Regions from separate parts of the Homo sapiens genome. Here region 2 is linked to region 1. Evidence: read pairs that join two places in POLR2A ChIA-PET (ENCODE). Cell type or tissue: A673. All regions are shown on one strand. Each heading gives the region's core, and the rest is flanking DNA. Links, peaks and the distances in the headings are about the cores only. Region 1 overlaps PLD1 (phospholipase D1). Region 2 overlaps PLD1 (phospholipase D1).

The links. Peaks named below come from ENCODE experiments on the same cell type or tissue, not always from the same donor. Only the 100,000 strongest peaks of a DNase experiment are listed, where the experiment ranks them.
Region 2: POLR2A ChIA-PET joins it to region 1 with 10 read pairs; 4 of 35 experiments call an interaction of 5 or more read pairs at or near these places.

What each region holds. Positions count from the first base shown.
Region 1 is chr3:171,694,886-171,703,235 of GRCh38, reverse strand. It overlaps PLD1 (phospholipase D1), which reads left to right. Exons shown (of 27, transcript NM_002662.5): 12 at 3,410-3,491. Among named protein-coding and RNA genes, the nearest start is that of PLD1, 110 kb to the left of the region's middle. In A673, for the core only: no CTCF peak of the experiment used is centred there; no DNase peak of the experiment used is centred there.
Region 2 is chr3:171,617,178-171,625,527 of GRCh38, reverse strand. PLD1 (phospholipase D1) reads left to right here. Exons shown (of 27, transcript NM_002662.5): 24 at 5,008-5,142. Among named protein-coding and RNA genes, the nearest start is that of TNIK, 160 kb to the right of the region's middle. In A673, for the core only: no CTCF peak of the experiment used is centred there; DNase peaks (open chromatin) are centred at 3,187 and 4,237; H3K4me3 peaks cover 687 bases; H3K27ac peaks cover 1,019 bases.

The DNA of each region.
Region 1 (8,350 bases), core at 116-8,115:
GTTAGAGATAGATTTTTTTATAGGTACCCTTTATTACACTACGGAAGTTTTTTTCTATTTCTAATTTGTTGGGAGTATTTATTGTTAATGGATATTGAATTTCATCATTTCTTCTGCATTTGTTGAATAATAACGTTTTTCTCCTTTTTGTTGTTACTGTGGTGAATTGCACTGATTGATTTCCAACTTTTAAACCAACCTTATATCTTAGGATAATCCCACTTGATCATGATGTAGTATTATTTTTCTAAGTTGCTGTGTTTTTGGTAAATATTTTTACTTCTGTGATCATAAGGGATGTTCTTTAGTTTTCTTGCATTGTCTTTATTTGGTTTTAGTATCAGGATAATGCTGACCTCATTAAATAAGATAGTAAGTGTTCCTCCTTTGTTTACTGAAAGAATTTAGGTAGTACTAGCATCATTTCTTTCTTAAATATTTGATAAAATTCAAATATTTAATAAATTCTGTAAATGTTTAATAAATTCTGTAAAGTTGGCAAAGTCTGTAGTTTTCCCTGTAGGAAAGTTTTAATTACAAATTCAGTTTTTCAATAGCTATGAAGTCAGTTTCAATTTCTTTTTATTTTCATTATGAAAATATTTTATTCAAGGAATATGTTTATTTTATTTAAATTACCACAAATATTGGCATACAGTTATTTTTAATAGTTATTATTCATTTAATATAATTATAATGCCTCTAGGCCCTATAGTGATTACCTGTCTTTCACTCCTTTTTTTTTTTTGAGACAGGGTCTTCCTTTGTTGCCCAGGCTGAAGTGCACTGACATGATCGTGGCTCACTGCAGCTTCAACCTTCTAGGTTCAAGCAATCCTCCTACCTCAGCCCCCCGAGTAGCTGGAACTACAGACATGAGCCACCATGTCTGGCTAATTTTTTAAATTTTTTCGTAGAGACAGGGTCTTGCTATGTTGCCCAAGCTGGTCTCAAACTCCTGGGCTTATGCAATCCTCCCATTTTAGCCTCCCAAAGTGCTGGGTTTATACATGTGAGCCCATCCTTTCAATCATTTTTTTGTCATTTATTTTTAGCCTTGCTAGAAGTTCACAAATTTTATTGATATTTCAAAGAGTCAACATCTAGTTTCATTGAATTTTCTCTGTATTTTTTCAGGTTTGTATTTCATCAAGTTCTACTCTTATATTTATTATTCCCCCATCTTCTTACTTTGGGTTTAATGTCTTCTTTTTCTATCTTTTAAGAAAGGAAAGTCTGATCATTAATTTTTAATTTTTTGTCTTTCTCATGTAAGCATTTAAAGTCATTAAATCTTCTAAGTGGTACACTTACTTAGAGGTACGTCTTAATATCTCCGCAATCAGGATGCATCTTATGCTCTTACAGTTATAGTTGTCATGATGTTTTCTTTCTTAGTGGTACATGCAGTAACGATGCATCCTACAGTCACTGGTGTCCTAGATCCAATGAAATGTAATATTAAACAATAACTTTGTTTACAAGTAAGTAAAGATTCTTACATAATAATGCTTGGTAAGTTATAGCTGCTTTCTTCTTGCCATGCAGCCATGGTTTATACTTTTATAGCATGATATAACAAAATCTTTTTTTCTTTTTATGCATTATCCTCAAAATTGAGGGCTCCTCAAGAGCTATCTTAAGATTCTTCAAAGTATCTTGTAGAATGCTTAGCATACAAGGGTACACATGTTTGTGGATTAAATGAAATAAATGATGATAAATACTTAATTGCAGAGTATGACATTAAAAGTCTCCCCCATACCGAAGCTCTTTGAGCCCATATTTAATGTACACATCAAAAAATTGCAATTGTATATATGTTGTTGGCTATCTCTCACTTTTGGTGAACTAGCAGTGCACAGCAATGCATTTTACTATTTTAAAACAGATTTCCTTTTAATGCTTCTTTGATCTTTTCTGATCAATTGCTGTGCTTTATTTGTTTGTTTGCTTGTTTGGACATAGATTACCTTTGAGTTTGTTTCCTACTCTCAATTAAATATGCAAGACTTACACTGTCCAAACTCTTCCATTTGTCTGTTTCCTTATTTATTTTACCCAATAACGTTTCCTTTAGAAACTTTATCTCTGGGTTTTTATTTTCTTTAACTGAATGAAATAGAGCATAAAATTGATTTCTTTTAATCTCTTTAGCTCCTTAAAGCACTGTTGATTTCACATGCTTAGAGGGCTGCCTGGGAGGGCAATACTCCAGTGCAGAATTCCATAAGGCTTTCATCCTGACATAGTCTACCTCTGCTGCCTCAGGTCTAGCAGTTCAGTGGAGAAAGGAGTATTTTCTACTGCTTCTTTTTTCTAACTACAGGGAAGTTACATCATGTACATGTTTAACTCAGAAACTAACTTTAGAACCCAGCCCCAGGGGAAAAATGACTCTATTGTACTCTTAGCTGCCTTGTGAAGCTTAGCTTACCTTAGCTGCCTTATGCCTTACTGAAGGAGAAGAGCCTAGGAAAAATTTCATATATCAGCCGACCTTCCTTCTCCCCTGTCCAGAAAGCCCCAGGTTCCCTCAGATGCTGCTTCTTTGTATAGGAAGTCATGTGTCTGTGTATCTATTAGAATGCTTTTAGTTTGGGGTAACAGAATGTTCAACTAAAGAGGGCTTAAACACTGAGGATGTATTTTTCACATTTAATGTTAAGTCTAAAGTTGGGCAATCCTGAGGTTGGCAGAGTGATTTAGTGATTCTGGGGTTATGGTCTTCCCCTTAGAATTTCAATATTGCTGCACCCCTGTAAGCATCATACTCCCATACAACATCCATCCCAAAGCTGGAAGTGTGGGCAGGGCTTTCTCTGAGAGAGAGGGAGAGAGAGCAAAAGAGAGGGAGGGAGAGAGAGCGAAAGAGAGGGAGAGGGAGAGAGAGAGAGAGAGTGTGTGTGTGTGTGTGTGTTTGTGTGTGTGTTTCAGGGAGGAAAAACTTTCCCATTAAGCCCCTGTGTACCTCCTCATATATCTCATTGTTCAGGATTGTGTCACGTTGTGCTCTAGCTGCACAGGAGTCTGGGAAAGCAAGTATCTAGAATATTCAGTCTGTGGTGGGAGAGAGGCTCTGAGAGCAGGGAAGAAGTTGGAGATTGGCTGTGGGTGGGCAACCAACAGTACCTGTGTGCATATGTGAGCATGTGGGTATGAGAGACAGTTAAAGAGGGGGGAGAGAGAGAGAGAGAGAGAAAGAACTAAGATTGATGTTTTGTATAGCTAAAGGCTATTTTTCCCATACGAAGTTGTTCCTAGACTCATAGTAAAGCTTTGGATTACCCATCACAATGGAGGATGATAATGGGGTTGAATTGGGCTGAAATTGCCTTTGCTTCCTATGACACAATCAGAACTTTATATTTTGTTTTAGTTACTTAAAATCTTGGTTTCATTGTTTCAGGCTGAGTCCAGAAATCTTCCTGAAACGCCCAGTGGTTGAGGGAAATCGTTGGAGGTTGGACTGCATTCTTAAACGAAAAGCAGTATGTACTTTCCCAGAAAATGCTGATATAATTTTTTAACTGTCTGTTGTCTCTGAAATGCTTTTCTTTTCAAAGCCTTTCACACGTATAACTTTTCACTTTAGAGTTTGACAAAAAGTAGGATAACTAATGTTTTCCAGTTCATTTGGTTCTATTTTATTCCTATTGCTTTTGAGTGCATAAATATTTTAGACTAATTCACAGCATGGATTATGTTAGCATCTCTAATTCTTATTTTTGAATCAGTTATGGGCAGCTAATTTTATAGGCAAAAAAATTATAATAAAATTTCATCATTGAATAATAAATGATGAAATGGAGCATAGCATTTAATTGTATTCATTATTTTGTCATTTAAGCAAAAGGAAAACTCATCTGGAGAATGGTTTCAGCTAGATGGGGCTAATGTGGTGTAGAATAATATTAAAGGGGGAGGAATAGTCACAGTTGGTGGTGTTTTTTCTCTGGTTTTGGTAAAGTTCCTGGTAAAAATGTGAAACTGTTTCCTGTGGAGTTGACCCTGTACATTCTGGGTGAACATTGAATGTGTGCTTTTTAGGTATAAAAAGTAAATAACTGAAGCAGCCTAGGCTCACTAATGACTGCATTCATATTTCTAGTGATTTTTTTAATGTAATAGGCCCTTAAAATTAAATCAGTTTAAATTAAAAATAGATCTGGGATTTATTATTTAGCATGTCCAAATTAGGAAGTGCTAACTTTTTGCTATTATCAGAAACTGTCTTAACCTTTTTTTTTTTTTTTTTTGAGATGGGGTTTTGTTCTTGTTGCCCAGGCTGGAGTGCAATGGTGCAGTCTCGGCTCACTGCAACCTCTGCCTCCCAGCTTTAAGCAATTCTCCTGCCTCAGCCTCCCAAATAGCTGGGATTACAAGTGCCCACCACCATGCCTGGCTTTTTTTTTTTTTTTTTTGTATTTTTGTATTTTTAGTAGAGACGGGGTTTCACCACATTGGCCAGGCTGGTCTTGAACTCCTGACCTCAGGTGATCTGCCCACCTCGGCTTCCCAAAGTGCTGGGATTACAGGCTTGAGCCACCGCTCCCGGCCAACCTTTTTTTATTCTGTCATTAAACATGCTAGCAGAACGTGTGGAGCCTAAATAATTGGGGTTAGCATTTTTCTGTTTCTCATAGCTTTCACTCATTTCTTCTTTCCTATCCTCTGCATTCCACTTTTTATTTCCCCATTCACTTTCCCCTTTTCTTTCTGTATCTTTTCCCCATGCATTTACTTGAGTATTTCTGGGGATATCCACAAATATAGTCAGACCTCACTGCTAATATTGAAAGCAAAAGAAATTGATAATATTTATTTGAAACACATTCTGCCAAACAACATCATTTTGATGGATAGTCTAGTTTGTTTCATCAATAGAATTCCAGTTACAGAATTGGACATTTTGATTCTGAAAACATTATTCACATATTTATTAAATAATTCATCATACGGTTACTGTCTCCTATGAGCCAGCTTCTACGGTAATCACTAAGAATGCCACCATGAATCAGATTTGAACCTTGCCAGTGGCGAACTTGCTGAGGGACTCATGTCTTGGGCTCAGTCCTAGCCTTACCAGACTACTTTCTACCTATTGAATGGGCAGTAACTTTCTCTATGTTTCTCTCAATGAAATGGCATCTTTTCCATTTTCCCTCAAGATTCTATTTTAGTACATTTTTCCAGCCTTGCGTAGCAATCTGTACTAATACTAGTAAATTTTTGCTTATAATATTTAATCAGCACCTCACTGTTTTAGGTTTCAATCAATATGTATTTATTGAATGTTTTCTATGTGCAGGGCATTTGGCTAATCATATGAGGATGTACATAAATAAAAGCCATGATTCTTAAGTTGAAGGAGCTTATAAAATCTGCAGAAGTGTCAGTTGCATGCAGAAACAATGCCCCGATTTAATGGCAAGAGGGAAAGCATTGGGCTTTCCCAATGGAAAAGGTCCAGTTGGGGAGCTCCACACAACATGAAGGATGTGGGGCATTTAGGATGGACAAACATTTTTAAAAGGGAAAGAAGAACTTTCTAGGTGTAGTAGATGTAAACAGCAGTGCCAAAGACTTTGTCAGGCACGGTAGGGTGGTTCATCACATCTGAGTGTTAGCATAGCCGGATGGGGGATTAAGCTGGAACTGCTAGTTGCAGCTGGGATGCAGAGGCTTTGTGAGCCAAGCTAGTGGTTTGACTTTATGGGAGACAGTGGGGCAGTACTGTGCGGGGCAGGGCGGTGTGGGGAAGCAGGGGTGGTCTGATCAAAATAATGTGTCGGACCCCGTCTCTACTAAAAATACAAAACAATTAGCCGGGCATGGTGGCGGGCGCCTATAGTCCCAGCTACCCGGGAGGCTGAGGCAGGAGAATGGCGTGAACCCGGGAGGCGGAGCTTGCAGTGAGTCGAGATTGTGCCACTGCACTCCAGCCTGGGCAACAGAGCAAGACTCTGTTTCAAAAAAAAAAAAAAAAAAAAAAAAAGGTGTCCGGAAGGTGACTCTGATAGTGGAAGAAACTGGGAAGAGCTGATTCAGAAAGCTAAAGTTTAGATCACTTGAAGATACAGTGTCTACAAGACATCTAAGTTAACTTGAGAAAGCTAGTAAATGCCTCGGTAGGGCTCAGGAGGAAGATCCTGCAGGCCTGGCTTCCACCTCTTGTTTGCTGGCATGCGCTTGTTTACTGCCCTTGGCATACCTGTCTGGTTACCTTTTCTGTGTCTAGTGTGACTTCTCTTTACTTTTTTGGCCCTTGAACCCTGGCGAGGTCCCTCGTGAACACCATGGCCAAATAAACGTTATTGCCTGATAACAGTGCTTCATTTCCATTTCATCCACTTCTTGGAGCTGGTAATTTTTAAACTGTGGGTAGCGATATTTAAAATTTCCTAAAGAAATAGTAATACAATTAAAGATTGATTTCTTGGTGGTACATTTAGCGGAGTTGCTCTTCCTTAATCTCATTCCACCATATTATTACTTTGTTCATAAATTTTTTAACACTCGGATCACTCCAAATTGACATTTTATATGCACATAAATATGGCTTCACATAAATAATTTAGTTTCTGAAAGCCACACACTAGCTTTGCAAAGTATGAGGTTGAAACATAATATTTGTTTTTTGCATTAACAGGTCCCAGAGGTCCACAAGGTTTATTAAAATGAATGTTTTATTTTCTTCTATCTGATTGTGCAGATATTCTGAGAGGAATTTAGGAACTGTCTCTGCCTTATAGCCAACGTATGGCAAACATCTCTTATGATGGCTGTTTCTTAAGAAAAAATAGAATATTTTATGTATCTGATTAATAACCAAGTTGAACTTCTCCTATTTCTTTGGCCTTCTGATCTGCAATGCCATCATTTAAAATAATAAAAGCCAATCTTCAGAGGCAGACTGTTCACAACTCAAAGAAATCAGCATCTCAGGGCTTTCCACAGTTCTGCACTTGCTATGCTAAGAGGTGAGATAAGCTGCATCATACTTATGGCAGCCAAATCCCCACACGCAATTTTGTGTATCTCAACCTTAGAAGCTTGTGATATTTCCTATGAAACTTAGACTAATGGGAGAATTTGTCTTCAGGTTGATTTTCTGTCCTGGATCACAAGGCACAATGTAGAGTTGCAGTCAGTGACCAATAAAAGGGAAAGTTGTCCAGAACTGAGAAATGACAGGAATAATCACATCTCTACACAGAAAATCAAATGAGTCTTATCAAAGTGGTGGGCAACAGTGGCTTGCAGGGAAGGTATCTTCAGCTTCAAAAATGTGCTTCAAACAAAATTGGATTTTAAAAAAAGGCACATGAGCTTTTGTGCTCTTATATCCCAATGCTGCCTGCTTTTAAACGGTGAGGAAGTGATTTCTTTATATCCTTTACTTTACATCTTTACATTTTCTTAATATATTGTATTGGGGAAGTCCTTGGCAAGTGACAAAAACATTAGTGAGCATCCTGGGTTGGGGGGGTGGGGTGGGCTAAACTGTCTTCAGGCAGTGGACAAACTTGGCTGCATTTAGAAAATATTTTCACTATGCTCCCTTGAGCAATCGGAGGAAAAGTTGGCTAAGAAACAAAGTCACTGATTTCCACTATAAAAATTTTCTTTTCATTGTCTTCCCATGTAGTTTGAATATCTAAAGCTCCTAAAGATTTCTACTGTTTATAGTGTTATGTCTGCTCTACTTGACAAAAAACTAATTAGAAAAGAGGACAGAACTTTCATCTTTTAAAAGTCATGTTTTATGAAATTTATTCTATGGAAACTTTGGGTCAGCTGAGTTCACCAGAGATAAGAAACACTGCATTGCATAGGCAACTCCAGGCCATCTGTTTTTCTACTTCTCCTATTAATAATTTCCGTCCCTTTCTTTAAGCAAAAAGTAATTTCCCCAAGGGTATTTAAAGGCACTAGGCACTAAAGCATGGGATGTTTTGAAAGTGTATTTTTTAAATTGCAGAATTAACATCATCAGGTTTTTTTTTCCTTTGGCTTTCATTTTGCAGAAATATTTCCCACATTTTGTATAAGCCTACACTATAACAACCTGGAAAATGCCTTCATCCCCAAGGAATGATTCATTCGCCTTTGCCCTTTATGGCTAGAGTTTATAATAGTCAATACCTTGACCAAAAGAAGAAGAATGCATTGCTTTATTATCACAGGAATCTTGTCACTAATTAACTGTTTATTGTGGCTATAGGTGTAGGTAAATAATTATAAACCACATACAAATGAACTTTCTATCTTTAATTGCTTCCTCATTGGTCATTTGTCTTTAAGCTAAAAAGACAAAGTCTCTACCCTATTTCCTTTAGAATTATTT
Region 2 (8,350 bases), core at 293-8,292, 78 kb after region 1:
TCTCCAGCTGCGTGCTGGGAGAACCACTGCTCTCTTCAAAGCTATCAGACAGGGACATTTAAGTCTGCAGAGGTTACTGCTGTCTTTTTGTTTGTCTGTGCCCTGCCCCCAGAGGTGGGGCCTACAGAGGCAGGCAGGCCTCCTTGAGCTGTGGTGGGCTCCACCCAGTTCAAGCTTCCTGGCTGCTTTGTTTACCTAAGCAAGCCTGGGCAATGGCAGGCGCCCCTCCCCCAGCCTCGCTGCCACCTTGCAGTTTGATCTCAGACTGCTGTGCTAGCAATCAGCGAGACTCCGTGGGCGTGGGAGCCTCCAAGCCATGTGCGGGATATAATCTCCTGGTGCGCCATTTTTTAAGCCTGTTGGAAAAGCGCAGTATTAGGGTGGGAGTGACCCGATTTTCCAGGTGCCATCTGTCACCCCTTTCTTTGACTAGGAAGGGGAACTCTCAGGGTTTTGTTTTTTTTTTAAATCTCTCTTGATTATTTTTTTGAATGCATGAACTATGCTTCCAATAGCCAGAACTATACAAAAAACATATTTAAATAAATGCCATTCCTCTATACTTTCAGTTTCTACCCCAACCATCTTTTTCACCCTGTACTTATCCATCCCCTATTGGTAACCAATTTCATCAGTTTCTAGGTTAATCTTGTTGTGTTTCTTCTTGGAAAAATGCTCAGATAGTTGTATATTTTCTTATTTCTCCTGATCTCTTTCACAAAAAAATATACTGCATATTCTCTTGTTCACCTTGCCTTTTCCATTTAACAGAATATCCTGGAAATCACTCCCTATTAATTCACAGAGATCTTCATTTCTCGTAACACTGCATAGTCTTCCATATGTGGATTTGCGTTTATTCAATCACTGTGTTATGAATGGGCAATTAGATTGTCTTCAACAACCATTATATGCTTCTAACGGAACTACATACAATGGGTAACTGTGTATATATTAATATATATACATATATTCTTATTTGTTGAAGGTATATATTTAGCATAAATTTCTAGAGTGGGATTGCTGAGTCAGGAGGTAAACACATAGGTAGCTTTGTTAGATATTGCTAAATGACCCTTCAAAAAATTTGTATGAATTTGCATTTTCATCACCAATATATGAGAGAGTCTGTCTTCAACCCATTCTCACTAACAGAATATGTTGTCGTACTTTTTATTTTTTGCCAATCTTATAGATAACAAATGGTTTCTCAACGTCATTTTTATTTGCATTCCTATAATTATGAGTCAAGATGGATATCTTTTCAAATGTATCTTTTGTGTGTGTGAATTGTCTATTCATGTGTTTTGCCCATTTTTCTATTAAGATTTTGATTTTCTTTTCCCTTCAATTATTTAGAGTTCTTTATATGTTAGGATTATCACCTCTTTATCTGTGACATGTACTGAAAATACTTTCTCCCAGTTTGTCTTCTGCCTTTTGTTTTTTGCTTGTCGTGTTTTGTGTCATGCAAACGTGTTGTTATTTTTTTAATCTAACCAATTTACAAATCTTTTTTTTTTTTTTTTTGCCTCTGGATACTTACAAAATCTTTCTTACATTTGAAGTATAGAGGAATTCACCCTTGCTTTCTTCTAACACTTGTCTGGTTTCATTTGCTTACATTTTTATCTCTGATCCATTTGGAGTTTATTCTTGTTAAAAAAAATTTGGAGTTTTATCTTTTTCAGGTGGCTATGGAACTGTACTAGCACCTTTTTATTGAAAAGGCCTTGTCCTTATCATTTGAGCTGTTTCCTTTATCATATACAAATTTTCCTTATGTATTTGCATCTCTTTTTGGACTTTCTATCCCATTCACTGGTGTATCTGTCTATTTATCTGCTAGATCTGCACTGTTTTAATTATACAGACTTTATAGTATGTGTTAATATCTGATAGGGCTGGCCTGGCACGGTGGCTCATGCCTGTAATCCCAGCACTTTGGGAGGCCGAGGTGGGCGGATCACGAGGTCAGGAGGTCGAGACCATCCTGGCTAACATGGTGAAACCCTGTCTCTATTAAAAATGCAAAAAAAAAAAAAATTAGCAAGGCGTGGTGGTGGGCGCCTGTAGTCCCAGCTACTTGGGAGGCTGAAGCAGGAGAATGGCGTGAACCCGGGAGGCGGAGCTTGCAGTGAGTCGAGATCACGCCACTGCACTCCAGCCTGGGTGACAGAGCGAGACTCCATCTCAAAAAAAAAAAAAAAAAAAGTCTGATAGGGCTAATGACTCATAGCTTTTCTCTTCCATTTTTCTCAATTTATTCTTGCATGTTTATTTTTCCATACAAACTACAGGTTATCTAACTCCATGAGAACTTGTTGGCATTTTTACCATTACATTACCTTATATTACATTACATTAATGCGATCTCATGTAATGTAATGAGATCACATTAAATTTATAAATTAACCTGGGAAGAGTTGACATATTTCTAATGGTGAATTGTTCTATCCCAGAACAAGAGCAATCTTTCCATTTGTTCAAGTCTACTCTTGTGTCTTGATAGTTTTTTAACTTTTTCTTTATAAAAGTTTTGCACGTGAACCATTAAGTTTATCTCTTTTATTTTCTTTGTTGTCATTCTAAATGAGGCTTTGTCTGTGATTATATTCTCTAAGTGGTTATTGTTTTGTGTATATAAAGGCTATTGATTTCTATATGTTAATTTATATCCTGTTATTATATTTAATATTTTTATTATTTGATATAATTTTATTACTGATTCTTCAGGTATGTTTTCACAGTATCTGCAAGTGAAGATGACTTTACTTTTTATATGATTTCTCTTATACAACTATATTGGCTGATACTTCCAAGGCAATATTAAATAGTATTGAAAATATTATACCCACATATGCATATAAATATATAATACATATATTATATATATTTTCAGCATGTTAAGAAAGTATTCATCATTTCCTACTTTCTTCATTGCTTTTATCAGGAGTGGATACTGAATTGTGTCAAAAGCTTTCCAGCATCTGTTAAAATAATTATATTATTTTTCTCCCTAGATTGATCAATATAATGTCTAATAATGGATTTCCTCATATGAGCAGACTTGCATCCTGGAATGCATCTCACTTGGTCATGGTGTATTATTTTCTTAGTGTATACTAATCTTAAATAATTATCAAAGCTCTATGGCAGTGTCATTCAGAAACAATATCCCCTCGGGGACTTACTGAATTGATTTCCGCTGAATCAGAATTCTGTGAAGAGTCACAGGAATCTGCTTTTAACAAATTCCATAGAGGTGGTCTTTGTGCATGCTGAGAACCACTGGTCTACTATATTGTTCAATGTGAATTTTAATGGAAATTACTGTAAAAAAATATTTACTTTAGCAAAGGTCCTGCTCCATGATTCCTTTGAAAAGCTGCTTTGTATCTTAAACTTATAAATTCTAGATCATGATCCAGCTGTAGGAGAGTAGATGATACAGAGAAATTAAAAGGTAAAATATTTTTTAGTTTCAGCTGATACCTGAATATTCATTTATCCACTCATACATTTATTTAGCTTTTTTTAGCACTGTGAAAGGATGAGAAACAAAAATGTGTAAGACCCAGTTCCTGTACAACAGTAGAATAACTTGAAGATTATATAAATGTTTGTAAGATACTAGGCATTATTTAGAAATGTTTTCCAGGAATTTTATAGGTCTGAGGGGCTTAAAAAAGGAAATGGATCAGAAAAGACTTAAAAAAGGAGGTGATTCTTCAGATGAAGTGTCTTTCCAATATAACATTAACAAATGGGGGAATAAATTGCAAAAACCTCATTTACATGAAACGTTTTAGAAATGCATCTCTTACACATGGTGTACTAGTATACCAACATTTCAACTCTCATCAAACACAGCTATACAACATCACTCATATATATATGAGGGGAGAGCTATCTCTAAATGGAGGCATCTCTATACATAACCTATGAATGAATTTCTTTCCAAGATACCCAAACTTAATAGAAACACTGAATAACATCAGTAGCAAAATAGAAACCATCAGTAATAAATGGAAACTTCAGTAAATGGGAGATGAACTGCCACCCTTCTATTAGTATGCTTCAAATTCTCTTAAAGACAAAAAAAAATGTATGCTCTCTTTCTATGAGAATTTGTGATAGTTTGGTTCCACTCCATTTATTCTTGGTATCAGACTTGCTTATCCAAGACAACTGCTGTGTGGGAGAAAGACCATAAAAATCCTGTGACTAACACTCACAACAGGGGTCATGATTATGACTTGGCTTAGTATGGAATGTATTTCTTCTTATCATGTGAATGGCCCCCATGTGATTAGAGGGATGGCAATATTTTGAAGTACAAACCTGGTGCTGCTTGCTCTGAAGAAAATTCTAAGTCTAATGTAGTAAGGATTCTTCTGTTTCCTAATTTTAATGATCTAAAGGGAGGAGTGGTTTTTCATTGCCAACATTTTTATTTACCCAAAGTCTGCAGAATTTAACTGATGCTTCACGCTGAATATGCTACAAATGATGTAGCATCAGGTGGTTTGGCACACACCTTGCATCTGATTCAAACTGCAGCAAGTGTCAAGCAGGATAGAAGCAAATGTCACACTGAAGTCTTGGTTAATCTATTCCAGCTCAGTTTTAACCATCACTCTTCAGTAGTTAACTCATCAAATCATTAAAATAAAATGTTCATATATGAATAGCTTTTTGGATTGCCTTAGCAAAGGGAAGACAGAAAACACTTCAATTAAAAAAAAAATATATATAATATATATATATATATATATATATATAGAGAGAGAGAGAGAGAGAGAGAGAAAGCCATTCAGACTGACAATATGAAATTCAGATATCAAAAATAAATCCTGGATGAATTCTGAAATAGAAAACATATACATATAATATACAATCTATTCTGAACAGTCTAAGTAGTATGTTTTGAGAAACAATAAGATTTAATGTACGTTTATTGAGCTTGGTCATATTAATTTTAATAATTTCTTTTTAAATTTGCAGTTGGTAATCAGTGGATAAATTACATATCATTCTGTGGTCTTAGAACACATGCAGAGCTCGAAGGAAACCTAGTAACTGAGCTTATCTATGTCCACAGCAAGTTGTTAATTGCTGATGATAACACTGTTATTATTGGTAAGTACAGTATATGGTCTATAATTGTATTCCTTGCCAGTTGACTTACCCCATGCAAAAATGTTTGCTGCTATTCCTCCTAAGCATCCTTTGCATTTGAAACAGACAGTAACACCATAACTAAAACATTTCTGAAGCCATCCTCTTCTCTTACATCCTTTCTAACCCAGTTGTTGAAATTGTTATAGGTACAGAATAGGTGTATATATTCATGGGGTACATACGATGTTTTGATACAGTCATACAATGTATAACAATCACATCAGGGCAATTGCAGTACCTATCACTTCAAGCATTTATCATCTCTTTGTGAACTAAACTATTTTTATCTGTGAAGAATCAGAGGTACAGAGCAATTAAATGGACTTCGTGAAAATTGCAGAATCCAGAGGCAGCTGTTTAACCCAGCAGTCCAATAATGTGCCAGATTTCACTAATTCTTTATTACTCCCTTTTTTTTTTAATTTTTAAAACTATTTTTGAGATGGGGGTCTCGCTGTGTTTCCCAGGCTGGTCTCAAATGATTCTTCTACCTCAGTCTCCCGTGTGCTGGGATTACAGGCCCGAGCCACCACACCCAGCTATCCCCTTATTTTTATTTACAATCCAAGTGCCCAGATTTCAGGGATTGGTGGGGGATAAATGGGGAGGGAAAGTGTGTCATAAGTGAGTACCTTGTGGTAATTCGTATGTGTTTATACCACATCCACCTAACCATTACCACAGATCTGAAGTTGTACAAAAGTCGAAATCAGAAGGATGGTAAAATATTGCTGCCTCTATGCATTACCACTATTTTTCCTAACATGCATGTTTTCCATGTCATTAATTAGGATGTAGAGCAGTCCAACTTTGTTGATGTGTATGGATGAAGTGGGAATTGTGTACTAATGATAGGATGTAGCCCTGCACTAAGGTCTGCAGTCATTTCTTGTCAAGGATACACAGGAGACTTTTCCAAAGGCCTCTTCCCACTGACAAATTCAGGAGAGTTACTCTCCTAAATAACTTGTACATTCTACCCAAATTAGATTAGCTTGACAAGAGAGGTAGATGTTCAGCTTCATTCTTTTATATACATAGAAAGCTTCATTCTTCCATCATTGAATTATTTTGACTTCTAATATTAATATTATATAAAATGAGTATTGGAAGTCCAGGATGATAGAGTATAAATAATCAACCAGGTAAATGAGGTAACCAGTGTGGGTCATGTTATTTAGAGAGATGATGTGTCCTACTAATGGGAATTCTGCTCATCTGTTTCAAATGAAATGTAGTTTATCAGCTATAATAAGATACTTTCCTATTATTCAAGAAACTAAATGTCATGGAGTGTTTTGAAAATTTTGGACAATAAATATGCTTTCTATTCTCCACTGAGAAAAGAAAACATATCTCATATCTGAGAAGAATAAAACTGTCTTATCTGGAACATGATTTGAATAGAAAAGAAACATAGTTCTGAAGCCAGAAACTGTGTAAACCACAGTGTGGTGAGATACATACACACACACACACACACACGCACACACACTTTTAATATTTGTATAGCACATTAAAATAATATTGTTCCTTTATCTCCTCGTCTATAGCCAGAAACTGTGTAAACCACAGTATGGTGAGATACACACACACACACACACACACACACACACACACACATACACACTTTTAATATTTGTATAGCACATTTAAAAAATACTGTTCTTTTATCTCCTGGCCTATAGGGATAAAAGCTCTTTAGGAGTTTATTTATTCCCCCATTTGCCCTAATACTCAAGATTTCATTTATTTCTCCTGAGCTACTCTGACTTGCTCTTCAAAAGCAAATCTCAGAATACTTTGGAATTAAATTTGACAATGACAGTAAGAAATAAAAACTATTGATGTTTGCTGAAATGGAAAAATAAACAAAGCCACATATTTCTTCACCAAGATTTCAGAAGCCTTGAAGTAAAAACTGACAGATGTAAATATTTTTTTGAAAGGTCATTTTGACTTTCAGCCTCGTTTACTTTACATGAAGTATAAATACAAATTAGTTTTTGGTAACAGAGCTAACAGTTAAATAAATTTGTTGAGGTTTTTAATTGACTTATTTTCTGGAAAAGTCTCTAAACACTCAAAGACTCCAATTTATTTTGTTTAGCAATACTTGATCAATTTTGCACACAATTCTTACACATTCTCTTGAAACTGAGGATATGGCCCTGGGAGTCTAAAGAGGTCTTACTTGCTAGTCCTTGGAGGCTGGATTCCTTTTTTCCTTCCCCAAGTGCCTTAGAGAATCGATTTCTCCCAAGGAAAAAATCCAGAGTTTCTTTTGTTCTTTTTATCTCGGTGGAAACTCAAGAATAAGCAGGTTTATTGTTACTGTTCTAACACATTCACCCTATTTAAGTTCCTAACACAGAAAACAGTGTTTAAAATTCTCAGAGACGAGTTTGAGAAGTTAGGTTGAGAATATTTTATAGGTGTTAAGGAAGTATTTAAACATTTAAAGGAGGTTTAAGTAATGTATGATTAATTTTTCTTCCATGGCAAACTTATGCCAGAATGATTGAATAGCTGACATAAGAAAAATGACCATTTATCTTCATTTTACTCCTCATGAGGAAATATTTGTTTTCTCACACTGAAGATCTCTTTTGTGCATAGCTTTAATTGCCTGTGGCCCTGGGTAACCCTGCTGGTCATGAAATCTGTGACCAAATCCAGTTTTCTTACCTATCTTAATTTTAGCCTTTAACCAGACACACATATATTTGGTTTCCAAAACAAAGCCAAGCTCCCCTTCAAGTAGATTTTAAGCCTATCCTGATGACTAAGTGAAACGGTTGTTTTTAATGTTCACTAACCCACTGCAAAGCACAATAGAGAGATGCGAAACGTGAGTAAAACAGCGCCACTGCCCTCCCAGAGATCACTGGCTGGAGGAGAGGCAGCTACTCCTTCCATATGAGAGCAGAAACACTAGGATGGATGTTGCCAAACCAGAACAAGAAGGTTCAGGGGCAATCAACAAGTGTGGGTAGGAGGAGAAACTAAGTCGAGCTCATGAGTCTCAGGATTTAAAGAGCAGGCTTCACTGTGGCAGATGAGAGGCTGGAGTTGAAGGGCTGCCCCAGTAAAGAGGGGGATATTTCCTCATGTCTGCAATTTGCTTTTAAATGGATCAAAACAAAAATATAAATTAACAATGGAT